2 separate regions of the Homo sapiens genome follow, and region 2 is linked to region 1. A link is an interaction called in ENCODE POLR2A ChIA-PET data of the cell type or tissue named here. Cell type or tissue: A673. All regions are shown on one strand. Links, peaks and the distances in the headings refer to the core of each region. The heading gives the core; the rest is flanking DNA. Region 1 overlaps DENND2A (DENN domain containing 2A). Region 2 overlaps LOC105375535 (a long non-coding RNA gene).

What was found. Peaks named below come from ENCODE experiments on the same cell type or tissue, not always from the same donor. Only the 100,000 strongest peaks of a DNase experiment are listed, where the experiment ranks them.
Region 2: POLR2A ChIA-PET joins it to region 1 with 10 read pairs; 5 of 35 experiments call an interaction of 5 or more read pairs at or near these places.

The regions. Positions count from the first base shown.
Region 1 is chr7:140,533,408-140,545,236 of GRCh38, reverse strand. It overlaps DENND2A (DENN domain containing 2A), which reads left to right. Exons shown (of 20, transcript NM_015689.5): 14 at 471-619. Among named protein-coding and RNA genes, the nearest start is that of MKRN1, 60 kb to the right of the region's middle. RefSeq lists an enhancer at 32-532. In A673, for the core only: no CTCF peak of the experiment used is centred there; a DNase peak (open chromatin) is centred at 3,606.
Region 2 is chr7:140,654,048-140,669,706 of GRCh38, reverse strand. LOC105375535 (a long non-coding RNA gene) reads right to left here. Exons shown (of 6, transcript XR_928047.3): 5 at 13,866-14,118; 6 at 3,079-3,134. Among named protein-coding and RNA genes, the nearest start is that of ADCK2, 11 kb to the left of the region's middle. In A673, for the core only: a CTCF peak has its summit at 8,367 (motif pointing left); no DNase peak of the experiment used is centred there.

The DNA.
Region 1 (11,829 bases), core at 1-8,000:
CCTGCTGGGCGTTCCATGCTAGTCTGGGATTTCCACCTAGCAGGTAACAGTTCCTCAAGAGACAGAGATGCTCTCCACTGGGACTCTCAGGGACAGAACCGTTTTCAAAAGTCCTATAAACTCTCCATGGGGAGTACAGATATGCTGTTGCCAGAGAGAGCCCCGCAACCATGTGGGGCCGGAAACCATTGATTTTGCCATCCTCTGTCATCCCGTTCGTCCACACTGTCCTCAGTCTCATAGCTGAGTGTGAGACGCTTGCTTCCCTACCAAAGCTACCTCCTCCGCCCCCCGTCTTCTGGCATCTTTCTTTTCCCCCAATCCTTTTGTTTTGCTTTTTTTCTTTCCCTTTTCCCCCACCAGTGGGTCACCCCTGATGAGGACCTCAGAGCCCTGGGACTGCGACACCCGTGAGAGGCCTGGCTGCGTAGCTGGGCCCCTCCTTCATGGCTGCTCCTGTTCCCTGGCAGGTGATCGAACTGTGCCGCCCGCTGGACTCCCGGCTCGAGCACGTGGACTTTGAGTCTCTCTTCTCCTCCCTCAGCGTCCGCCACCTGGTCTGTGTGTTTGCCTCCCTGCTTCTGGAGAGGAGGGTCATCTTCATTGCAGACAAGCTCAGGTACCCGCCTTGGCTACTTCTGCTAAAGCGTTTGAATGACAGTCGCTCTTGGACCCTCTAGTCTGTAGAGCAGGTGACCGCCTAGCATTGAAGAGTAAGCCCTTCTGAGATAAGGATGGAATAGGCTGGGCGCGGTGACTCACACCTGTAATCTCAGCACTTTGAGAGGCTGAGGTGGGTGGATCACTTGAGACCAGGAGTTCGAGGCCAGCCTGTGCAACATGGTGAAACTCCGTCTCTACTAAAAATAGAAAAATTAGCCAGCCATGGTGGCCCACGCTTGTTATCCCAGCTACTTGGGAGGCTGAGGCACGGGAATCGATTGAACCTGGGAGGTGGACATTGCAGTGAGCTGAGATCTCACCACTGCACTCCAGCTTGGGCAACAGAGGGAGACCTTCCCTCCTGCCCCCACAAATAAAGGATGGCCAGGCACGGTGGCTCATGCCTGTAATCCTAGCACTTCGGGAGGCCGAGGCAGGCGGATCACCTGAGGTCAGGAGTTCAAGACCAGCCTGGCCAACATGATGAAACTCAGTCTCTACTAAAGATACAAAAATCAGCCAGTCATGGTGGCTCGTGCTTGTAACACCAGCTACTTGAGAGGCTGAGGTACAAGAATCGCTTGAACCCAGGAGGCAGAGGCTGCAGTGAGCTGAGATCGCACCATTGCACTCCAGCCTGAGCAACAGAATGACATTCCATCTCAAAAATAAAAATAAAATAGGCCAGGCGCAGTGGCTCACACTTGTAATCCCAGCACTTTGGGAGGCCGAGGCGGGTGGATCACAAGGTCAAGAGATTGAGACCATCCTGGCCAACATGGTGAAACTCCGTCTCTGCTAAAAATACAAAAATTAGCTGGGCATGGTGGCGTGTGCCTGTAGTCCCAGCTACTCAAGAGGCTGAGGCAGGAGAATTGCTTGAACCCAGGAGGCAGAGGTTGCAGTGAGCCGAGATCATGCCACTGCACTCCAGCCTGGTGACAGAGCGAGACTCCATCTCAAAAAATAAAAAATAAAATAAAATAAAGGATGGAATCAGTCGGCAGCTCAGACTGGAGATCTGGGGGGCACACTGTTTTGCACTGCTGTGTGCGACTTCCCTGGCATTGGTGGGCTTTCCACTCATTCTGCCATGTGTCATACACTCTGCTATGTGGTAGGAAAACAGAGAAAAGACACAGCTGGCATGGTGGCTCACGCCTGTAATCACCGCACTTTAGGAGGCTGACGTGGAAGGACTGCTTGAGGGAAGTAGTTTGAGACCAGCCTGGGCAACACAGTAAGACCCCCATCTCTACAAAAAACGTAAAAAAAAAAAAAAAAAAAATTAGCCAGGTATGGTGGCTCGAGCCTACAGTCCCTGCTACTAGGGAAGCTGAGGTAGGAAGATCACTTGAGCCCAGAAGTTCAAGGTTGCAGTGAGCTATGATCATGCCACTGCACTCCACCTGGGCAACAGAACAAGACCTTGTCTCAAAAAAAAAAAAAAAAGAAAAGAAAAGAAAAACACAGACTTGTCTCAGTGCAGTGGGGTAACAGAGACATAAGCCGACTCTCCAGGACCACATTAGAGGCAGGTAGAGGCAGTGAGTTCTGGAGACCGAGGGAGGGCACTCACTCCCAGGGAGGCGAGTTCTGAGGGCCAACACTCAGAACAAGTAGTCAGCACATTGCAGGCAAAAGGAGCCATCCTACATAGATATGGGGACAGGTGAGGCCTAGCTGTCACCTTCAGGACTGTAAAGTAGGCCAGGCGCGGTGGCTCATGACTGTAATCCCAGCACTTTGGGAGGCCGAGGCAGGTGGATCACTTGAGGTCAGAAGGTCAAGACCAGCCTGAACAACATGGTGAAACCCCGTCTCTACTAAAAATACAAAAGAATTTAGTTGGGCGTGGTGGTCCACGCCTGTAATCCCAGCTACCTGGGAGGCTTGAAGAAGAATCGTTTGAACCCGGGAGGCGGAGGTTACAGTGAGCTGAGATTGCGCCATTGCACTCCAGCCTGGGCAACAAGAGTGAAACTCAAAAAAAAAAAAAAAAAAAAAAGAGAGAGAAAAAGAACTGCAAAGTAGTTCACTAGGGCTGGCCCAGAGAGAGGAAGATGGGGGAGGGAGAGATGAGCCGGCAGTGGTGGACAGAGGCCAGCTCACAGAAGGCTGCAGGGCCATGCTCAAGAGGACAGACCATCGTGAGGGCATCCCTCCTCACCGTTAAAGCAAATCCCCTCCCATCACACACACAAACTCAGTGCCCCATAGGAGGCCACCCCCGTCCCAGTGGGCACATTCAATAATTTGCTAAGGCCACGTCACAAAACAAAGAAGATCCGGAAGGAAATGCAGACAAGGACTTGGGTTCGTTCTGAGCTTCTAAAAAGAAGCTCATTTTTGAAATACTGAATCAGAGCCTTCTTTGCTTTGGAACTGGGGGCACAGAAGCGTGAGGGGTGTGGCTGCAGCCCCAGGAAGGGCTGAGATGCGGGGCCAGCCAACCGGGTGGTGCAGATGAGGCCACCTGAGAAGTCCATCTGGAAAGAAGCAGTGCCAAAAACAAAAAAAAACCTGAAGCACTGTGGTTTGGAGAGGAAATCTGACTCTGAACTATGGAAAACAAAAGGGAAGGAAAAAAAAAGGCATAGAAGAATGGAAGGGACAAACTCCGTAGATGTGGAATTCCTCAGGAGGCGGGGCGGGAAGCGGCCCCACCCTCTCCCCTCATGCGCCGCATCTGGTCACCTTTCTGATGCACCTCTTTGGACAGCAGCCATCTGGCTGTTCCCAGCCTGCTCCCACCCTGTGTTTTAGTTCGCTATGCACTTTTAAATGTCAGCGTGATCGTACTCCCGGTGCACTTTTGTCAGCTCAGGAAGCAGGCCCTCTCTGTAAGCCTTGCAGCTGGTGCTGGGCGCTGAGGAGCTCTCCAAGCTCCCGGGCACTGGGGAATTCAGCCCAGGGAGTTCTCAAGGTTGGAGCCCTGGAAGCCAGGATGAGTAATAACCCTTCAGTGGCCAGGATCGGATTTCATCAGCACCATAGTAACTGTCTTTATCTTCTCCATCCCCCACTCCCTCCATCCGCTAGAGGTGGAATTCTCAGGCTTGGATGTGGGGGAGGGGAAAATGATGGATTTCAGAAAGGCCTGGGCTAGAAGTGGAAAGCCAGCCAAGGAAACCCAGCACCCCCCAGGAGTGGTGGTGGGGACAGAGTCCCCCGGGAACGTGCCTGCGGGGTGAAGATGCTAGACTTGGGGAGGACCCACCCTGAGAAGATGTCTGGGAAGGGCACAGCTGGAGAGGAGCCGTGGGCCCCCTCACACACCCCAGCCTCCCCCAGACTCCCTCCAGGGGGAAGAAAACAAAGTATCATCCATTTTTCTGGTAAAAGTACAGTGAGACACCAGTCTCACTGGTGACAGAGAGAGACTCTGTCTCTAAAAATTAAGGAGAAGAAAAAAAACTTAAAAACATTAAGTGCAGGGAGAGAAAAGGTGGGAACAGAAAAGGGAAGGGGCCTTGTCAGAGACAAACACATCTCCAAAGGGCAATGCAGGAGGACATGTCAGAAGGCTCAGGGCACAAAGAAACCTGGAAATGCCAGCCAGGCTCAGTGGCTCACGCCTGTAATCCCAGCACTTTGGGAGGCCGAGGCGAGTGGATCACCTGAGATCAGGAGTTCAAGACTAGCCTGGCCAACATGGTGAAATCCCGTCTCTACTAAAAATACAAAAATTAGCTGGTCGTGGTGGCGTGCACCTGTAATCCCAGCTACTCGGGAGGCTGAGGCAGAAGAATCATTTGAACCTGGGAGGCAGAGGTTGTGGAGAGCCGAGATCATGCCATCGCACTCCTGCCTGGGCGACAGAGCGAGACCCTGTCTAAAAAAAAAAAAGAAAGAAAGAAACCTGGAAATGCCTGCCCCAGTGACGTCTGAGAGAGGACTTGACGCCTCCGCCTTTTTGCTGGACAGATTTCCGGGTGGACAGGTTGGACGCTGGGCCAGCCCCTCCCACAGAGCTGCTGTCACCAGAGACAGACAAAAATGAGCAAAGTCCAGTGGCCGAGAGTGGACCCTGCCTGGATTCCTGGGCCTTGGCTGTTCCCCAGCCACCCTCCCTGCCCTGCTCTGGGACCCCTCAACAGAGGAGACAGTCACCAGTGCAGTCCATAGGAAAGGCACTGGTGTTTCTCTCCAACCTTCCATAGTGCCTGGCATTCTGCCCTTGGAGGTTTCGTCTTTTCAAACGGCTCATGCCGTGAGTGGGTCAGATGCCAGCTGTGGCTGCCACAAGCAGGTCTCCCCACGGGCACGTTGTGCCCATCAGGGGTTTTCTTCTGCAGCAGCTGCCAAATGTCAGGCGCTGTGAGGATGGGATTTCTGTGGGAGAAGAGAAGGCAGCAGGAACGTGGATAATTGTGGTGCCCTCCTTGGAGCGAGAGCCAGGCCATGGTACAGTAATGGTGTGCGAGTGTGAGAAAGACCGTCATTGGGTTTTTAGACCCTTTACAGCTTTCAGAGGTACACATCCCTCCGCCATCACTCAGGGAGGTTTCCCAGAGTAGGGGGGACCCCTGAGCATCCTTAGCCGTTGGCCCTGGGTCTCCTCGTTCATAAGACGCGGCCCCGCATGGCTCTGACTTTCCGGGACTCCGCTGTCTTGTTTTCTCTGAAAGCAGCCCTCGCTTTTCCTGTTACAAATGGCTCCACATGCTCTCCCCGCTGCCCAATAAATCGTCCTTCCATCCTACACGGGTTCCATGCAGACCTGAAGAGATGGAAATCTGCGTAAAGAAAGGCCCGAAGAGCTCTGAGACAGGAAGAGGGTAAACAACGCGTGAGCAAAGCTGATGAGGATGACGGCAGCGACGGGGCGTGGAGTGGCCTCTGAGCGGCCTCTGTGCCGGGCGCCTTCTGAGGGTCTGACCTGCGTCATTTCATGCCCCCTACGGCCCTGTCACATGGGTAACTAACAGGCGTGCAGAGGATCCGTCATTCTGCTCAAAGAAGCAGGGAGTGGGAGAGCTGCCGGGCTTTGGAGAGGACGGAGGGAAAGCAGCTGGGCTGCAGACTCCAGGGTTGGGTGAAGGGCAGGGTCTGGGGCCCTGTCCGTTTACAGAAATGTATAAGGAAAGTCTCCCTAGCACAGGCCCTCAGGACCCGCTTTGTGCTCAGCAGTCAGGCTAACAGGTCATGGGGAAGTCTGTGCTTTTCTCCTCAGGGCCCTCCCCGCCTCCCTTACAGCCTTTGGCCTTCCAGCAGGGTCCCAGTGAGACAGGTATGATCAGGTCACCCCCAAGGCCTCCCCCAGCTTTGAAACTCTCTGACTCCATGGGCCAGGTGGAAGAATCCGTATCCACCTCGATCTGTCTGATTTATGGGAAAGTAGCCATAGGGAATTGAAGTGTTCTTTGGCCAGGCCATGACAAACAAGGGTTTGGGGACCAATGGTTGGCTGCAAGTTGCCTGACCTGGAAAATTCTGGAAAGTCTTTAGGCCAAGCGCAGTTGCTCACGCCTGTCATCCCAGTATTTTGGGAGGCTGAGGCCGGTGGATTGCTTGAGGCCAGGAGTTCGAGACCAGCCTGGCCAACATGGTGAAACCCTGTCTCTACCAAAAAGACAAAAATTAGCTGGGCGTGGTGGCACACGCCTATAATCCCAGCTACTCAGGAGGCTGAGGCAGGAGAATCACTTGAACCTAGGAGGCAGAGGTTACAGTAAGCTGAGATTGAGCCACTGCACTCCAACCTGGGCAACAGAGCGAGACTCTGTCTCAAAAAAAATAAAGAAAGAAAAAATTTTTTAAAAAAGGGCCAGGTGCAATTGCTCATCCCTGTAATCCCAGCACTTTGGGAGGCCAAGGCAGGTGGATCGCCTGAGGTTGGGAGTTCAAGACCAGCCTGGCCAACATGGTGAAACCCCGTCTCCATTAAAAATACAAAAATTAGCGGGCATGGTGGCGGGCGCCTGTAATCCCAGCTACTTAGGAGGCTGAGGCAGGAGAATCACTTAAACCTGGGAGGTGGAGGTTGCAGTGAGCTGAGATCACACCGCTACACTCCAGCCTGGGCAACAGAGTGAGACTCTATCTCAATTAAAAAAATTAAAAAAAGAAAAAAGAAAGTCTTCAGGTTAAATTACAGCTGGTACCCTCATCCCCAGTACTCCTGGGGCTGCACATGCACTCATGCCCAACCCTGCTCCGCTCACGTGGCAGAAAGCCTCCTTATTCTCCTGATTTCCAGCTGTAGCCCCTAACTTAATGAGGGCATGGAACAGGGCATGAGAACAGGACATGTCACAGACTCAGTGCGTGGCCCGGTGACATCCCAGAGAGGACCTTCGCCCACTCTAGGTCGGTAGCCACCCCCGCAGCACTCTCCCCCACAAACACAATTTATTCTCTCATCATCGCTGTGAGTCTCCCACTGCAAGAGGAAGCTTCAGGGAGTTATGGCAAAGATTGTATGAGTTATAAAAGGGTTTTAAGTTGAGCCAAAAATCTATCAAGTTTAGAATAACATTTTTGCTCTGTTTTATCTTTAGGCTGGACATTGAGTGTTCTAGTGGCTCTGTCAAGCAAGAGTTTGACAGATGGAAAGGAAAGAATGCTGTTGTGATGGCTTGTTCTGTGGTCATGACAACAGATAAATACTTCTCTACACCCTCGCCTTCATTTTCCTGATGATGAACATTTTGTTTTTTACTTTACTAATTTCAGTTCCCCAAAGTTTTGGCTAAACCTACAGACCAGGCTGAATGATAAAGTCAGAGCTGCACGTAAACAAATATGTGCAAAAAGTTTTAGAGGGAGGTCGGGCATGGTGGCTCACGCCCATAATCTTAGCACTTTAGGAGGCCAAAGCAGGAGGATTGCTTGAGCCCAGGAGTTTGAGACCAGCTTGGGCAACATAGCAAGACCCCATCTCTTAAAACAAACAAACAAACAAACAAACAAATGAAAAACACCTTAATAGGGGACAAAGTTTTTAATATTCAAGGAATTTATGAGCTGGGCATGCTGGCACATGCCTGTAGTTCCAGCTACTCAGGAGGCTGAGGTGGAAGGATCACGTGAGCCCAGGAGTTTGAGGCTAGTGAGCTATGACTGCACCACTGCTCTCCAGCTGGGGTGGACCTTGTCTTTAAAAAGCAAATTAAAAAATAAAACAAATAAGAAATTGACTTATATGTTTGTAGTGCGTTAAACCATAAGCTAAATGATAGACTACTGGCTAGTGATAAGTAGGATTAGGTGGGCAAATCTTGACACATACAGGAGTTTGAACCTTGTCTTTGACATATAGGTAACTACACAAATAAGTTCATATGTAGCTGTGCACTTTCATCCTCTTATTTGTTCGGTTTGGTTCATTTTTAATAAGTTTACACAAGCTTAAATGAGAATCCCATGTCCTTTTTAGAATTGGTTGCACCCAGCAACATTTGCCATCCCAGGAGGTTGGGCTTCTCACCACACCTCTCTAGGGAGATGAGTTTGCCCAAGGCCTAGCCGAAAGTGTTTAAAGCTGCCACCTTGCTGCTCTGGCATCCATAAGATACTTCAGAGGTCTAGCTAGTCCTCAGCATGGTTGACAGAGTCTTAGAGATAAGTACATTTAGTTCAGCAAAGTCCTATGAAAAACACAATTTTAGGCAGGTGCAGTGGCTCACGCCTGTAACCCCAGCACTTTGGGAGGCTGAGACAGATTGATCACCTGAGGTCAGGAATTCGAGACCAGCCTGGCCAACATGGTGAAACCCCGTCTGTACTAAAAATACAAAAATTAGCTGGGCATGATGGCAGGCGCCTGTAATCCCAGCTACTCAGAAGGCTGAGGCAGGAGAATCACTTGAACCCAGGAGGGAGGCTGCAGTAAGCCAAGATGGCACGACTATACTGCAGCTTGGGCAACAGAGCAAGACTCCATTTCAAAAAAAAAATACAATTTTAATAGTATAATTGTACAGCCTGATTAAATGTTAAGTATTAACCACCTATTTTTGCATATGAACACCAACAAGATACCAATTAGAGCAAGATTTAGAGTTTGGCATAGCCACAAATGCTGTTGTCTTCTAATCCAGACCCATCACTGACATATCCTGGGGCTGGAAGCTTATTCCAGTTCTTCTCTTGGAGTCGAATCCCTCCCAGACTACACTGGCTTTGAAACACTGTCATCTTCACCTTTTGGATGCACTGCAGCCACTGGAAACCTCTCAGACACGTTTCTCTGAGATTCTTTTTTTTTTTTTCCTGAGATGGAGGCTTGCTCTGTTGCCCAGGCTGGAGTGCAGTGGCATGATCTCGGCTCACTGCAACCTCCACCTCCCAGTTTCAAGTGATTCTCCTGCCTCAGCCTCCCAAGCAGCTGGGACTATAGGCATGTGCCACCACGGCTGGCTAATTTTTCTGCATTTTTAGTAGAGACGGGGTTTCACTATGTTGGCCAGGCTGGTCTCAAACTCCTGACCTCAAGTGATCTGCTCGCCTCAGCCTCCCACAATGTTGGGATTATAGGCGTGAACCACCATGCCCGGCCTTCTCTATGAATTTCTTAGTGAGTGTCACCATCATTCTTTTGTTCTGTCTTGGCTAAGGAGCGCTAGAATTACCTTCCTGTGACACCCTTCGTTCTTTTGATGGCCTCAACAAAAGCTCCTGTTTCCAGCTCCTGGCCTTTGCTCTCTCTTCTGGGTTCATCGTTTGTAGATGTTAAAGTTGGAAGGACGGCCAGGTGCAGTGGCTCAAGCCTGTAATCCCAGCACTTTGGGAGGCCGAGGCAGGTGGATCATCTGAAGTCAGGAGTTTGAGACCAGCCTGACCAACATGGTGAAACCACATCTGTACTAAAAATACAAAAATTAGCTGGGCATGGTGGCACATGCCTGTAATCCCAGCTCCTCAGGAGGCTGAGATAGGAGAATCGCTTGAACCTGTGAGGCAGAGGTTGCCGTGAGCTGAGACGACGCCATTGCACTCCAGCCTGGGCAACAAGAGCGAAACTCCATCTCAAAAAGTAAAAAATTAAAAAAAAAAAAAAGAAGCTGGAAGGACATCAGCAACGATCTAGCGATGATCTAGTCTACTTTAGTTATTTCACAGGTGAGAATCTGAGGCCTGGAGCAGTTCAGGGCTTTACCTGAGATCACGCAGAGAGTAACAGAACTAGTTGTCTTGAAGCCCAGCCTGTGTTCGTTTTCAACTGTGTGGCACACGGCCTCAGGGTTTGCAAGTACAGTGATGGAAACCAGGAGCCACTGCATGGTGACTCCCACCTCCTAGTAGGTTTCACCAGGCACCAGACCACACGTGAATTTACCTTTCACTCATGTTTTCGGGAGTGGAGCACCAATAGGAGAGCTACTTTGCTTGGGATACTAAAGGGCATTCACTGAATCAGCCTTCCAGTTCCTGGGGTGTTCCTCTAATTCGGGAAACTCTTCATTTACTTTTCTGGTAGCATCTTAGAGGAAGCTCTGTGCTGGATCCTTACTGCTTCATAGAGAGTTGGAAGCCAGCTGAGCATAGGAACACCAAGTATGGAGCAGAGGCTTGGTAGCAACCAGAACTAAAAAGTTGGCTCCAGGAAAACTTTGGCATTCCTTACAAGTGCGTCCTGATGTTCTGGAATACTGCTCCAACACTCAGGAACCACCACCCAACAGCAAAACATCCTTGGACCCAACCCTTCTCACCCATGCCCAACTTTTAACCCTGAGGCCCAGCCAACCTCCCACTGGGGCCTTCTCTTCCCTGCCCCACTTTTGTACAATTGATCACAGCTGTGAGTGCTGGCGTTTCTTTCCTCCACACCACTGTAATGCAAGCCAGCTGCGAGTGAGGACTCTCTTTCTATGTCTTCCTTCAAAAACACTGCCTCTTCTCTAGCCCCTCCACCTCCACACTCTGCAGCAAGCCCTCTTGACCAGTCATCCCTAGCATCCCCAGAACCACTGACTATTGGCATGTTCCTAAGGGACCACCAGTCCCAGGAGTGCCCACCTCCCATCCCCCTCCTTGAGGGCTCCTCGGGCCTTCACAAGTCAGGGAATAAAATTTTATTACCACTTGCATCAGGGATTGAGAGAAACAAGCTCCATCCAAAATAATCCTTTCCTGCTCTATCATTTATTTTGAGGAAAGGGCTGCCACTCATGGAATTATTCACAAAATTTGACCTTTCCTTTTAGTGTTTAGGGGCAGAATTGTTTTTAGAACATTGATGTGGGCTGGGCGTGGTGGCTCATGCCTGTAATCCCAGCACTTTGGGAGGCCAAGGTGGGCAGATCATGAGGTCAAGAGTTAGAGATAAGCCAGGCCAACATGGTGAAACCCCGTCTCTACTAAGAATACAAAAATTAGCTGGGCGTGGTGGCACGTGCCTGTAATCCCAGCAACTCGGGAGGCTGAGGCAGGAGAATCACTTGAACCCTGGAGGCAGAGGTTGCAGTGAGCCAAGATCGCACCATTGCACTCCAGCCTGGGTGCCAGAGCAAGACTCCATCTCAAAAAAAAAAAAAAAAAAAAATTAACCAGGCATTGGTGGCACGTGCCTGTGATCCCAGCTACTTGGGAGACTGAGGCAGGAGAATCGCTTGAACCCAGGAGGTGGAGGTTGCAATGAGCCAAGATCGTGCCACTGCACTCCAGTCTGGGCGACAGAGTGAGACTCCATCTAAAAAAAGAAAAAACGTTGACGAGGGCTACAGAGCAAGAGGAATAAGACCCTTCACCTGCCTGCTTGTTGCCGTATTGTCTCCAGCACCCTGTGCTCCATGGGCTCCAGCTAACGAGGTATTCATGATAACCAGGTACAGAAACGTTTGTTGCAGCCACAACAGTGGGATCAGACTACTCAAAACAAACTTACCACAGGAGATAGTCAACAAACGGGCAGCTCCTCCCACGCGGCCAGCTGGTTCCCCAGCCGAGTCGTCATCATTTCTCGCATCAAGCCTGAACACTGCTGTCCTGGAGCCCCATGCATCCAGTTCACTGAGTGAACTTTGGCTTCCTTTCTGTCACGTTTCTCCACCAGCCTCTGCATCTAGCACCGGCATTGCTGGTCATCTTTCCTGACCTTGCTCCCACGACCTTCTCCTCCAGATGGTTCACACTCACTGCAGCTGAACCAGGGCCTCCGGGTGTCCCAGGCCCTGGGGGCCTCTCTGTCACTGAAGGCAACATAGGGCTTTAGGAGTC
Region 2 (15,659 bases), core at 4,446-12,445, 120 kb before region 1:
CAGTAGTTAAGAATGGCAAATTATGGAGCTAAATAGGTCTGGCCTCAATTCCTAGTTACTTAACCTCTCTGAGCCTGTGTTCCCCATCTGTAATCACTGAAGGCTGTGGTAAGGAGTAAGCCAGCTGTCTGTGATGTGCTTAGCACCATGATGCAATAAATGGTAGCAAATATTGTCATTTATATTGTTGGGGGACGCAGAGGACTAGAGAGACAAGTATGGGTGAATATAGGAGGATATTTATTTTAAGGTACGCACTGGCTCAGTGGATTCACATTTAAAAACCTGAGCCCCAAACAAAGACAGAGTTTAGCTTATATAGGCTAGTATACAAGAGCAAAACAAAGGCGGTAATTACATAAATTACAAGTCATGTAATTTATGGCATAACTGTTGACTTGGCATAACTTGTGGCCTTGTATAGCTAGTGACCTTCCAGCTACGTTGAAAGAAAAACAGGAATTTATAAATTTTACTAAATATAAGCATTGGCAAACATAGTCATAACTAATAGTTCAGTACAGGAGAGACAGTAAAGGAATTTGTTTTTTTTCTTTTAACCTTGCTCAGGGGTGTCTGGAGCTCATTTTTGCAGGCTAGGTCACTACAACCTGTCTACAGCCTTGCTTGCAGTAGAGGAAAACTTGTGTTTCTTACTTAACCCTTACTTTTCTTGGAGTGAATAAATGCAGTATTTATTTTTCCTTAAATTTCTGCCTCAGTTTCCCCTTTGATGCTTTTTTTATAAACAAGATTTTAATAGAAAGCATCCCTATTATTTGATTTTTTATGAAAGAGCAGATCTTCTTTTTTAGGCACAGGCTGATATTCACAGAGCCATTAGCTGAGTGGTAGTTTGCCTAGTTACAATGGCTTTTATAGTTGATTGGATGCTTTTAATAAGGAGGGGTAAGAGGCAAGGGAGTATTAAACAAATTCCTAGTATGGCTAGAACTACTCCTATTAAGGTTTTGAATCCACCGAAGACAGAAAACCAGCCTTCAAAGAAGGAATTAGAAGTCCACCCCTTCCAAGTTTGGACTGGAACATGGGCTAATTTTTTTGTTTTTGCAGTTATTTTCATCATAGCTTTCCCGTTGTTATTAATTTTTAGGCAGTAATTAGTTAGATTAAACTTTTTTCATACTTCTCCTTCCTGGGCTAGGAGGTAGTTTAAAGCTAAACTCTTTTGGTAGATGGCATTTTTTATTTTTGTGGCTTGCTGGGCAGTAAATCCAATGCGTTTGCTGTTTCATTAGTGATGATTTTAAGTACTGCCTGCAACCTTGTGATGTGGTTAAGCATGTAAATTGGGGTACGGTATCCCAACGACCCATCTTGTGCCTAGCTGGCCCATAGTACTGAATTATTCTTTCAGGGAGCCAATCTGTGTCTTTTTAATTTTCTATTTTTGTGTCTTTTTTTATGTCTCTATTTCTTTTGTGTTTTGTTTAAAATTTTATTATAGACAGGACACCCTAAAGTTTTTCCTTGTTGCAGTGGGAGTAAGAAGAAAGATGGCCTAATTGTTCCAAGTACACAAGCCCCTGTCCATTTGGCTGGCAACTGTTGGTAGGCCCATGGCCCACAGATCCAGCGGAGACCAGAGGGTGCTTGCCAGGTATTTGGAGCTTTATGCCGATACTAGGTATGGTTTAGAGAAGAGAAATGGGAGAATGGATTTGGATGAGGTGATTTGGAGTTATCTTTGCCCTGCCACAAAGTTTTCCGTAGTGTTTCATTATAATATTGCTGTCCTAAGCAGGTTAGTTCTCCTACTGGGTCTGTAAAAGCCTTTCCCCAGTGAGCAACAGAGTATCTTTCTGTAATAGAAGTTTTTAGGAGCCAGATGCTTGAACTTATGGGTGTCAGTTCAGGGTCAGAGTAAAATAATTTTGTGGCATTAACTTTTTTGCTTCCTAAGGCCATTGGTCTCCCATGTTAGTTCCTCCACAAACATAACATGAGGAAATGCCTAGGCTGCCAGCAATGTTTTCAGCCAGCTGAGCAAACAGGTTTTTGGTTAAAGGAGGAGGCTCTGGTAACTTTTAGTCTACATGCTTATAGAATGATTTAAAGACTCAGAATTGTTGCTGGGCCAGATGGGTCCGGGTTTCCTTTTTGATAACATATAGGTAGGTTGCTGGGTATGTGTGTATGTAGACATGTGTGGGGTAACCTGCAGTCCACATGGGTAGGTTTGGCCTTAGAATGGTGAAATTTATAGGATCACAGGTTTTTGTTTTACAATCTGGTTTTACCATCATTTTGGTAAGCATAATTGGCCTTTGTTGTGTGCTAGGGTGCCACGATATGCAATACTGACAATCTTTTTCTGGGGTCCCAGGGGGACGAGGTGACTTGCATACATATTTGTAGTCATTTTTATAGTCTCTTTTTAAAGGTAGGTTACGACAGACGGGTGAGTCTAGGTATGCTACCTGACAAGCATCAAAATATAGAGAAATAGGCCCTAGGTAAAAGGGAGGGACCTTGGTTTGGTTTAAGAGGGAACAGTCCTTTGACCCTGCATGGATTTCAAACCATTTACCAGGTGAAAACTTGGTGTCATAACATACATAAGGTTGGTTATTTCCTGGGTCACAAATTGAGTAGGAGGTCTGATTATAAATACAAGTTCCTAAGCGAGTCCTTGTACACTCATAATAAGTATGGCACAATAGAGTTTTAGTTATACTGTTCCCTGACCAGGTAGTATGTGTACAGTGGGGACATCCTTCTATAGGTGCTTCTTCTAGCATAGTTAGGGGGGGTAACAACAGCAAAACAATGTACAGCATATTTATATTCAGCAAGGATAGAAGAGGTCTTTACCTGGGGGAGGAGATTGGGCACAGCGACAGAACAACAGGAAAACAGTTAGTATTACAAGGAAAGCTACTAGCTCTAAGATTTCTAACCACATTTACTTGCTTGATGAGTCCTCAAGCTTCAGCCGTGGGTAGAGTAGTCAGCTTCCGGAGTGACCAGAGCAGGGCAGTCATCTTTAGCAGCAGCTTGGTCTCATCTCAGGATCAACCAGGTTGGGTGATCTGGGTCCTGCTGACTGGTCCACTTGTCCTGAGCTGCCGGTTTTAGCCAACTGTGGTGGATCCAAGGTAAAACACCTGCAACTTTAACAGCAGTGGGAGTGGACAAGATTACAGTATAGGGCCCATCCCATATGGGTCCTAGAGAAGTTGGATTCCACTTTTTAACCCAAACAGAGTCTCCAGGTTTAAAGGGGTGTACTGGGCCTGTCAGCCTTATAGGCATTCTTTCTCGTACCCAGCCATGAACCTCTTGCATGGCTATTTCTAACGCCTGCATTTGCTTTCTTAAAGTTAATTTCTCTAGTTCCCGGAGAGTACCTTTTATTTGACTTATGATTGGGGGAGGCCCACCGAACAAAATTTCACAGGGTGAATACCCAGTTTGTTTGGTGGGGGTGCACCTGACTCGGAGGAGGACCATAGGCAAGACCTGATCCCATCTTAGATGAGTTTCTTGGCAATATTTCTTCAGTAGCTGCTTGAGTGTCCGGTTCATGCGTTCTACTTTTCCTAAACTTTGTGGCCAATAGGCTGTGTGTAACTTCCATTTTAGTTTTAACAGTCTTGCTAGCGGTCTATCAATTTTGTTGATCTTTTCAAAAAACCACCTCCTGGATTCATTGATTTTTTGAAGGGTTTTTTATGTCTCTATCTCCTTCAGTTCTGCTCTGATCTTAGTTATTTCTTGCCTTCTGCTAGCTTTTGAATGTGTTTTTTTCTTTTTTTTAATTATACTTTAAGTTGCTTTTGAATGTGTTTGCTCTTGCTTCTCTAGTTCTTTTAATTGTGATGTTAGGGTGTCAATTTTACATCTTTCCTGCTTTCTCTTGTGGGCATTTAGTTCTATAAATTTCCCTCTACACACTGCTTTAAATGCGTCCCAGAGATTCTGGTATGTTGTGTCTTTGTTCTCGTTGGTTTCAAAGAACATCTTTATTTCTGCCTTCATTTCGTTATGTACCCAGTAGTCAGTCATTCAGGAGCAGGTTGTTCAGTTTCCATGTAGTTGAGCGATTTTGAGTGAGTTTCTTAATCCTGAGTTCTAGTTTGATTGCGCTATGGTCTGAGAGACAGTTTGTTATAATTTCTGTTCTTTTACATTTGCTGAGGAGTGCTTTACTTCCAACTATGTGGTCAATATTGGAGTAGGTGTGGTGTGGTGCTGAAAAGAATGTATATTCTGTTGATTTGGGGTGGAGAGTTCTGTAGATGTCTATTAGGTCTGCTTGGTGCAGAGCTGAGTTCAGTTCCTGGATATCCTTGTTAACTTTCTGTCTCATGGATCTGTCTAATGTTGACAGTGGGGTGTTAAAGTCTCCCATTATTACTGTATGGGAGTCTAAGTCTCTTTGTAGGTCTCTAAGGACTTGCTTTATGAATCTGGGTGCTCCTGTATTGGATGCATATATATTTAGGATAGTTAGCTCTTCTTGTTGAATTGGTCCCTTTACCATTTGTAATGGCCTCCTTTGTCTCTTTTGATCTTTGTTGGTTAAAGTCCATTTTATCAGAGACTAGGATTGCAACCCCTGCCTTTTTTTGTTTTCCATTTGCTTGGTAGATCTTCCTCCATCCCTTTATTTTGAGCCTATGTGTGTCTCTGCACGTGAGATGGGCTTCCTGAATACAGCACACTGATGGGTCTTGACTCTATCCAATTTGCCGGTGTGTGTCTTTTAATTGGAGCATTTAGCCCATTTACATTTAAGGTTAATATTGTTATGTATGAATTTGATCCTGTCATGATGATGTTAGCTGATTATTTTGCTCGTTAGTTGATGCAGTTTCTTCCTTGCATCGATGGTCTTACAATGTCTTTTTTTTTTTAATAGATGCAGAAAAGGCCTTTGACAAAATTCAACAGTCCTTCATGCTAAAAACTCTCAATAAATTAGGTATTGATGGGATGTATCTCAAAATAATGAGAGCTATTTATGACAAACCCACAGCCAACATCATACTGAATGGGCAAAAACTGGAAGCATTCCCTTTGAAAACTGGCACAAGACAGGGATGCCCTCTCTCACCACTTCTATTCAACATAGTGTTGGAAGTTCTGGCCAGGGCAATCAGGCAAAAGAAATAAATAAAGGGTATTCAATTAGGAAAAGAGGAAGTCAAATTGTCCCTGTTTGCAGATGACAGGATTGTATATCTAGAAAACCCCATCGTCTCAACCCAAAATCTCTTTAAGCTCATAAGCAACTTCAATAAAGTCTCAGGATACAAAATCAATGTGCAAAAATCACAAGCATTCTCATACACCAATAACAGACAGACAACCAAATCATGAGTGAACTCCCATTCACAATTGCTTCAAAGAGAATAAAACACCTAGGAATCCAACTTACAAGGGATGTGAAGGACCTCTTCAAGGAGAACTACAAACCACTGCTCAATGAAATAAAAGAGGATACAAACAAATGGAAGAACATTCCATGCTCATGGATAGGAAGACTCAATATCGTGAAAATGGCCATACTGCCCAAGGTAATTTATAGATTCAATGCCATCCCCATCAAGCTACCAATGACTTTCTTCACAGAATTGGAAAAAACTATTTTAAAGTTCATATGGAACCAAAAAAGAGCCCGCATTGCCAAGTCAATCCTAAGCCAAAAGAACAAAGCTGGAGGCATCATGCTACCTGGCTTCAAACTATACTACAAAGACGGGCATCCCTGTCTTGTGCCAGTTTTCAAAGGGAATGCTTCCAGTTTTTGCCCATTCAGTATGATGTTGGCTGTGGGTTTGTCATAAATAGCTCTTATTATTTTGAGATACATCCCATCAATACCTAATTTATTGAGAGTTTTTAGCATGAAGGACTATTGAATTTTGTCAAAGGCCTTTTCTGCATCTATTAAAAAAAAAAAGACATTGTAAGACCATCGATGCAAGGAAGAAACTGCTACAGTAACGAAAACAGCATGGTACTGGAACCAAAACAGAGATACAGACCAATGGAACAGAACAGAGCCCTCAGAAATAATACCACACATCTACAACTATCTGATCTTTGACAAACCTGACAAATACAAGAAATGGGGAAAGGATTCCCTATTCAACAAATGGTGCTGGGAAAACTGGCTAGCCATATGTAGAAAGCTGAAACTGGATCCCTTCCTTACACCTTATACAAAAATTAATTCAAGATGGATTAAAGACTTAAATGTTAGACCTAAAACCACAAAAACCCTAGAAGAAAACCTAGGCAATACATAGGCATGGGCAAGGACATAGGCATGGGCAAGGACTTCATGTCTAAAACAGCAAAAGCAATGGCAAAAAAAGCCAAAATTGACAAATGGGATCTAACTAAACTAAAGAGCTTCTGCACAGCAAAAGAAACTACCATCAGAGTGAACAGGCAAACTACAGAATGGGAGAAAATTTTTGCAATCTATTCATCTGACAAAGGGCTAATATCCAGAATCTACAAAGAATTCAAACAAGTTTACAAGAAAAAAACAAACAACCCCATCAACAAGTGGGCGAAGGATATGAGCAGACACTTCTCAAAAGGAGACATTTATGCAGCCAGCAGACACATGAAAAAATGCTCATCATCACTGGCCATCAGAGAAATGCAAATCAAAACCACAATGAGATACCATCTCACACCAGTTAGAATGGCGATCATTAAAAAGTCAGGAAACAACAGGTGCTGGAGAGGATGTGGAGAAATAGGAACACTTTTACACTGTTGATAGGACTGTAAACTAGTTCAACCATTGTGGAAGTCAGTGTGGCGATTCCTCAGGGATCTAGAACTAGAAATACCATTTGACCCAGCCATCCCATTACTGGGTATATACCCAAAGGACTATAAATCATGCTGCTATAAAGACACATGCACACGTATGTTTATTGCGGCACTATTCACAATAGCAAAGACTTGGAACCAACCCAAATGTCCATCAATGATAGACTGGATTAAGAAAATGTGGCACATATACACCATGGAATACTATGCAGCCATAAGAAATGATGAGTTCATGCCCTTTGTAGGGACATGGATGAAGCTGGAAACCATCATTCTCAGCAAACTATTGCAAGGACAAAAACCAAACACCGCATGTTCTCACTCATAGGTGGGAATTGAACAGTGAGAACACTTGGACACAGGAAGGGGAATATCACACACTGGGGCCTGTTGTGGGGTGGGGGAAGGGGGGAGGGATAGCATTAGGAGATATACCTAATATAAATGACGAGTTAATGGGTGCAGCACACCAACATGGCACATGTATACATATGTAACAAACCTGCAAGTTGTGCACATGTACCCTAGAACTTAAAGTATAATAAATATATACATACATATATATATAAAGAAAAGAAAAGAAAAAAAACAGTCTTGTTAAATCTTGCACTATTTCAGCTACAAATGCCGGCCCATTGTCTGATCCTAAAGTTAGCGGCAGTCCAAACCTGGGTATAATGTCTTTTTTTTTTTTTTTTTTTTTGAGACAGTCTTGCTCTGTAGCCCAGGCTGGAGTGCAGTGGCATGATCTCGGCTCACTGGGGTTCACGCCATTCTCTTGTCTCAGCCTCCTGAGTAGCTGGGACTACAGGCACCCGCCACCACGCCCGGCTAATTTTTTTATATTTTTAGTAGAGGCAGGGTTTCACCGTGTTAGCCAGGATGGTCACTTTGTGATCCGCCCGCCTCAGTCTCCCAAAGTGCTGGGATTACAGGCGTGAGCCACGGTGCCCGGCCGATAATGTCTTTTAACGTGCTTTAGTCACTTCTCGTGCTTTTTTTGTCCTGGTGGGGAAAGCCTCAACCCATCCTGGAAAGGTGCAAATAAGCACTAGCATATACCGATAGCCCCCAGCACGGGGCAGTTCGGTAGTCTGTAAGTAAGTTTTTACAAGGCATGGCTCCTATTTCCTGAATTCCTGGGGGCTGTGTGGGCCCCTGTGGCAGATTGTTCTGAGCACAGGTTAAATATTGTTTACAGACAGCTCAAGTGATGGCAGAGACCCGTGGCACATATAAATGACATTTTAATAACATTTTTAGTGCCCTTTTTTTCATATGAGTTCCTTGATGAATTTGTTTCACAAACTTAGGAGCTAACATCTCCGGAATGGCTGACTTTCCATCGAAGAGTTTTCACCACCCTCCTTTAATGTATTTTCCAGCTTCCTGGGCAAACCAGGCTCTTTCATTTGGAGTATAAGTTGGGTCCTCTTGGAGAGGAGGTTCTGGGAGGAGAGGCATAGCTAAGGCTTTCTCTTTAAAATGTGGCATAATCATTGCTGCCCGCTTTGCCCCTCTGCCTGTCTTTCTGTTTCCTTTGGCTTCTGGCATCCCTGCCTTTTGGTGCCCTCTGCAGTGCATTACAACTACTTTTTCTGGAGCCCATGCAGCCTCTAAGAACTGTAGAATTTTTTTCTTGTACTTTATTTATTTGCCTCCAGCTGTTAAAAGTCCTCTCTTTTTGTATATAGTTCCATGTACATGCAATGTAGTAAAAGCGTATTTAGAATCAGTGTAAATATTGACTATTTTTTTTTGAGACGGAGTTTCACTCTTATCACCCAGACTGGAGTGCAGTGGCAAGATCTCAGCTCACTGCAACCTCCGCCTCCCAGGTTCAAGCGATTCTCCTGCCTCAGCCTCCCAAGTAGCTGGGATTGCAGACACCTGCCATCACGCCCAGCTAATTTTTTGTATTTTTGGTAGAGACGGGTTTTCGCCATGTTGGCCAGGCTGGTCTCGAACTCCTGACCTCGTGATCCGCCCGCCTTGGCCTCCCAAACTGCTGGGATTACATGCGTGAGCTACCGCGCCCTGCCAGTATTGACCTTTTTGTCTTTTGCTAGCAGCAGTGCTCTTGTTGGGGCTATTAATTCTGCCTTTTGAGCTGATGTTCCAGTAGGCAGAGACTGAGCTTCTACTACTGAGTCTAATGTTACCACTGCATACCCGGCATGTTGAACCCCTTCTAGCACAAAACTGCTTCCATCCGTGAAGTACTCGACATCTGGGTCTCTGAGGGGTTGGTCCATAAGATCTTTTCAACTAGAGAATACCTCATCTACTGTTTTGACACAGTCATGGAGGGGAGCTCCTGGTTCCACTGGGAGCAGAGTAGCCGGGTTTAAGCTGTTCACTGTTTCTAAAATACTGTAAGGGTTTTCACATAGAAGCCCTTGGTACTGAGTCATCCTCAGGTTTGACAACCAGTGATGTCTTCTTTGGTCTATCGAAGTTATAACTGAGTGCAGCACCCAGATGCTTAGCTGCTGTACTGAGTGCAGCACCCAGATGGTTAGCTGCTGTCCCAGAGTTAGTTTACTAGCCTCTTGTGCCAACAAGACGGAGGTGGCTAATGTGTTAAAGCAAGCCATCCTAGCACCGCAGAGTCCAGTTGTTTGGATAAATATGCCACTGGGTGATGCCATGATCCTGTAGCTTGAGTCAGAACCCTTATAGCCACTCCCTTTTGTTCATGAACATATAGAAAGGAAGGCTTAGTTACGTCTGGTAGTCCTAAGGCTGGGGACTGGGCCAAAGCTTCCTTGATCTGTTTGAATGCTATTTCCTGATTAGTTTCCCAGAGTAGGGGCTCTTTTTCTCCCCACTTTGTGGCTTCATATAACGGCTTAGCCATCAGTGAAAAATTTGGAATCCAGATGCAGCAGAATCCTGCTGCCCCTAAAAATTCTCTCATTTGACGTCAGGTGGTCGGGGTTGGAAGTGCACAAATGGCTTGCTTCCGCTCATCGCCAAGCCGGCGTTCCCCCTGGCTCACTATGAAACCTAGATATTTAACCTCTTCATGGCAAATTGGTTTTTGTTTTGTTTTGTTTTGTTTTTGAGATGGAGTCTCAATCTGTCGCCCAGGCTGGAGTGCAGTGGTGTGATCTCAGCTCACTGCAACCTCCGCCCTCTGAGTTCAAGCAATTCTCCTCCCTCAGCCTCCTGAGTAGCTGGGATTACAGGCACCTGCCACCACACCTGGCTAATTTTTTGTGTGTTTAGTAGAGATGGGGTTTCACCATGTTGGCCAGGCTGGTCTTGAACTCCTGACCTCGTGATCCACCCACCTCAGCCTCCCAAAGTGCTGGGATTACAGGCGTGAGCCACTGCACCTGGCCAAATTTGAGCTTTCTTTTTAGGTACTTTGCAACCTGCTTTTCATAGGAGATGGAGGAGGTCTTGGGTTCCCTGATAACAGTCCTCTTGGGTTGGGGCCGCCAAAAGAAGGTCATCTACATACTGTAACGAGGCACAGTTATCATTTGGCAGGGTATAGGCCTTGAGGTCTGAGGCCAATGCTTCCCCAAAGATTGTGGGAAAGTTTTTAAACCCTTGCAGGAACCTAGTCCAGGTGAGCTGGGTAGCTTCTTTGTCCCATTGAAATGCAAAGATAGGCTGACTAACTGGTACCATGCAGATATGAAGGAAAGCATCCTTTAAGTCTCAGACTGTAAACCAGGTAGCACTTGCTGAAATGAGTTCCATTAAATTATACAGGTTGGGTACCACTGGATGGATGGTTACTGTGGCCCAGTTTACGGCATGCAAGTCCTGCACTGGTCTATATTCATCAGACCCTGGTCCTGGTAGTGGCTTTTGTACTGGCAAAAGTACAGTATTCCAGGGCAACTGGCATTGGACTAAAATCCCCTGTTTATAGAGCGGCTGTAAGTGTTTACAGATGCCCCATACAGCCTTTTGGGTAACTGGGTACTGATGAACCTGAACAGGATCTGCTCCTGGTTTTAATTCTACTACTACTGGTGCATGATTTACAGCTAACCCAGGTGGGTTGTCCTCAGCCCATACTCCAGTAATTTCTTTAACTAACTGAAATAATAATTTTTCTTCCTCTTGTGTATGAGGTTGCATTGGTGCCTGAAATCTCTTTTTATAAAGTCTCCACTCCTCAGCCTGCAGGACAGTAAAGGTTAACACCATGGCCTTTGGGTGAGTCAGATTTAAAGTTATACCTCCCTGGGGGCCAAAAGTAATCCATGTTTGCAGTTTTTGGAGTGGGTCTCTCCCTAACAAGGGAACTGGACAATTTGGGAAGTATAGTAATTTATGCTGGACTTCTCGTCCTCCTGTAACACAACTCCTTGACCGGCAGAATGGCCTCCTCTCTGAGACTTCAGTAGCCCCTACAATAGTTGTATAGTTTTTAGTGGCCCTATGGGTTGAGTTACTACAGAGTGTTCAGCCCCAGTATCTACCATAAAGTCCATTGAACGGCTTCCAACTTTTAATGTGACCATAGGCTCCTGAAGGCCCAATGAGAAGGAGTGCGGTCTGTCCTAGTCCTCATATCTTTCAGCCCCTGCCAGCCTGATCAGATCAGTATCTGGTTCTGCCAGGGTGTGGCAGCCCCTGGCCGGTGGCCTCTTTGTCTCTCCGCCTTGGCCATTTCCCTCATTGCCTTATGGACATTTATCCTTCCAGTGTCCTTTCTTTTTGCATTGTGCACATTGATCCTTCTCTAACCTTGGTCAGCTCTTGAATCCTTGTCTTGGCCTCTTCCATGTCCATGTCCACGTCCACTTCCTCATCCTCTCACATTGCTAGTGTCTCTCTCTATGAGGGCTGTTGCCAACAGATCGGCTTTCTTTTTAAGCCTCCGATCTGCTTCCTTCTTTGCCTCCTGGTCATGGTTAACATACACTTTGGTGGCTACTTCTTTTTGTTTGTTTGTTTTTTGAGACGGAGTCTCGCTCTGTCGCCCAGACTGGAGTGCAGTGGTGCGATCTCAGCTAACTGCAAGCTCTGCCTCCTAGGTTCACGCCATTCTCCTGCCTCAGCCTCCCGAGTATTTTTAGTAGAGACAGGGTTTCACCGTGTTAGCCAGGATGGTCTCAATCTCCTGACCTTGTGATCTGCCCGCCTCGGCCTCCCAAAGTGCTGGGATTACAGGTGTGATCCCACCTGTAATCCTCCACCCTCCTACTTATAGAAGTAGCCTGGTGGCTACTTCTATAAGCTGGGTGGCATTCATGCCTGCGAAACCTTCCAGTTTCTGAAGGTTTCGCTTTATGTCACCCTGGGCCTGTCCTACAAATGATATATTTACCATACGCTGATTTTCAAGAGCCTCAGGGTCAAATGGGGTGAAAAGCCAGTATATCTCAGAGTCTTTCATAAAACTGGCTAGGGCTCTCATCACTTTCCTGAAGCATCCCTGAGATCTTTTCTTATTGATTGCCCTTTTTCCACCATCTCTTAGCCCTTTCAGAAGTGTCTTCGGTACCTCTGCAAATGCTGAAGCTGGGTCGCATCTTCTGGGTCCCAGTTGGGATCTTGGTCTGGGAACTGGCCCTGAGCGTATGCCTGAGCATTCACTGCATCTGCTGGTGCATGGGCTTCTAGCCAGCGGAGAGTTGCTGGGTTACTCTCCTGCGGTCCTCAGTGTTAAACAGCGTGAGAAGAAGCTGCCTGCAGTCTGGCCAGGTTGGATTGTGTGTCAGAAAGATGGACTGCATCAGATCTACAAGAGCTTGGGGCTTCTCTGTATAGGAGGGAGTATGGTGTTTCCAGTTTAAGAGATTAGTGGTTGAAAAGGGCTCATAGATGAAAATCTGTTGCCCCCCTTGGACTTGGCCTTGGTCATCATAATAAATGGGTCCTCATGTCTCCCTGAGAGGCATTTACATGCTTGAGCACAGCCAGATCTGAGACACCCTGCTCGACTATCTTGATTTCCTTCCCTGGCCTCTCAAGGCTCTGATTCTTCCCTTTGGGGTGAAACTTGGGGTGTGCTAGCTCCTGAATTTGGTTCCTGGGGGGCTGTTGGCCTCAGTAAAGGGGGCCAGGCTGGGACATATGGAGGAGGAATCTCTGTTCCCTCTGGCAGCTCCTGCAAAACTGGCCTTTCTTGTTCCCTCTGGGACTTCCCCTTTAACTCTGTGTCTGTCGGCGAACCTGCTCTTACTTTCACTTCTGGCTCAGCTTGGGCCACAAGTGTTTTGCAATGAGCCACTAAACAGGGCTGGATCCAGGCTGGTCTTGTTTGTACTATATTTAACCATGAGTTAATGTAAGGAAATTGATCTGGATGCCCAGGCTGTCCTCCGACCCCTGTCACCACCCTAAATACACAGCCAATTATTTCCGTCTGTAGTTCCTTCGGTTGGCCATCCAACTCCAAAAGAAGTCCATTCTAGTTCACAGAGAGTTCTCAACCTTTGGGGGGTCAGCTTAACTCCATAATCCCCTGCAAAACCTTTCTTAAAGTTTTGTAACATGCACTCCAATGGAGTGGGTTTTGATGACTTTCCTCCTATTTCCTCCCTTTATGATGCAGCATACCCACTCTTCCTTTTGACTCAGACCAACCAGACCTTCTCCTATTATGGGAGTTTTCAGACACCACTTGGCTTTGGAGAGGTCCTTATTCCCACCACAATTCTGAGCTGTGGGGCAGCTCCTATTAGCCATATGTGGTTCGCCACTAGTCCAGGTTGGCCCCACACTTCGCTTGGAGCACACAGTCCACGCTAAGAGATCTGTGACTCCCCACATCACTCCCCACATTGGTTTCTCCAGGAACCATCTCTCACACACTTTCACACACCTCCCCATTCCCAGTTCCTGTGTTCCTAATTGGGATGGTGAGCCACTCTTGCCGCCTCCAGTTTCCTTTTCCTAACCAACTTAGCGAGCCACTCTCACATCCGGTGTCGGTTGGGATGTGAGTTTCATCCAAATTGGCGAGCTGTTCTTGCTGCCCCTAACCCGTCTGGGTCAGACTACCAGTTACACCCTGGGAAGGCTCCCCTTCTATCCTTATGAGACGGGTCCTGCCTTGGGCCCCAATACCTTACCGCAGTTCCTGAAGCACGCTGTTTCTGGAATTGTCCTGTAGCCCCTCTCAGGTTCTGTTGTGCTGCTGGGTAGGGGTGCTGGGTCACAGGAGAGCTGATTTCACCCCTCTAGGCTGAAGTTCTCCAGGTGGCACCTGGGGTCACAGGTCTCCCCAGGCCCGGGGCTCCAGCCCCATAGGGAAAGGAGACAGTAGATCTGCCGTCTCCACTCCTCCTGGCTGGCTCGCCAAGAAATGTTGCGGGATGCAGGGGACTAGACAAGTATGGGTGAATACAGGAGGATAATTATTTTAAGGTGTGCACCAGCTCAGTGGATTTATTTTTCCTTGAATTTCTGCCTCGATATTACCTAGATAAAGGTCGTCTTGTTTCTCTGACTACTTCATAAGACAAGCAAATTTTCACAAATTTAAAGGATACATTGTGGAAGGTCTGACTGAAAATAAGGCCCTTGTGGGCATCCTAGAAATTTATCTAGAATGGTGGCTCTCAAACTTTAGCATCCATCAGAATTAGTTGGAGCGCTGGCCCCACCCCATTGCTGACTTTTGTAGGTCTGGGGTGAGGCCCAAGAATGTGCATTTCTAACAGTTACTATATGATGCTGATGCTGTTGGTTTGGGGAAAACATTTTGAGAACCATTGACCTTGTAGATAGTGGTAGTGGTGAATATGGTGGTGGTGGTGGTGAAGATGGTGGTGGTGGTGGTCAAGGTAATGGTAGTGGGTGGTAACAGTGGTGGTGGTGATGGCGGTGACAATGGTGATGGTGGTGGTATTGATGTTGGTAATGGGGCGGTGGTTATATTGGTGGTGGTGATGATAATGGTGGTGGTCGTGGTGGTGGTGACAGTGGTAGTGGTGGTGATGGGGATGATAGTGGTGAGTGATGGTGGTGACAGTGATGATAGTGGTGACAGTAATGGTGGTGGCATTGATATTGGTAATGGTAGTGGTATTGTTGATGTTGGTGGTAGTGGTGGTAATAGTGGTAGTGATGGTAACAGTGGCGGTGGTGATGGTGATGATGTGACAGTGATGGTGGTGACAGTGGCAATGGTGGTGGCATTGATATTGGTAATGGTGGTGGTGGTGATGGTGATAATGGTGATGGTGATAGTGGTGGTGGTGGTGACAGTGGTGCTGGTGACGGTGTTGGTGGTGACTGGTGGTGGTGGTGACAAAAGTGGTGGTGATCATAATGATAGTGGTGGTGGTAACGGTGACGGTGATGGTGGCGACCTACAATCTCTGCAGAAATAGGCCCACCATAACCATCACCACCATCATTACCACCACTGTTACCATCCACCACCATCACCACCACCAAATGACTGGTGATGGTGGTGGCAGTGGTGAAAGTGTAGCATTGTAAAGAGCTAGAGTCAGCTCCCACACAGGTGAAGTTGAGAGATTATTACTGAGGCCCATGTCAGTTAGGAGAATTATGTCATACATATGAAGGCAACATGGGCAGTAAAAAACAAAACAAAACAAAACAAAAACAGTTCTATCACATATGAACCCTAAATCAAAGTTTATAAGGGCAACCATTGAAAATCACAGATGCTGGCTTGGAGTCAACCTGCTGCTCACATGGGTAACTTTATGCAATCCGTTTCAGGATTAGTAACAGGAGGGATGGATATATTTAGAATGTTGAATGAATTAAGAGACTGAATACGCAAAGGGACAATGGCCATATATAACTATGCATTTCTATGTCTAGTGTCATATATGGTCATTGACTCTGCATATTCAGAGGCTGTGACCCACAACCTTTGCAGCAACCGG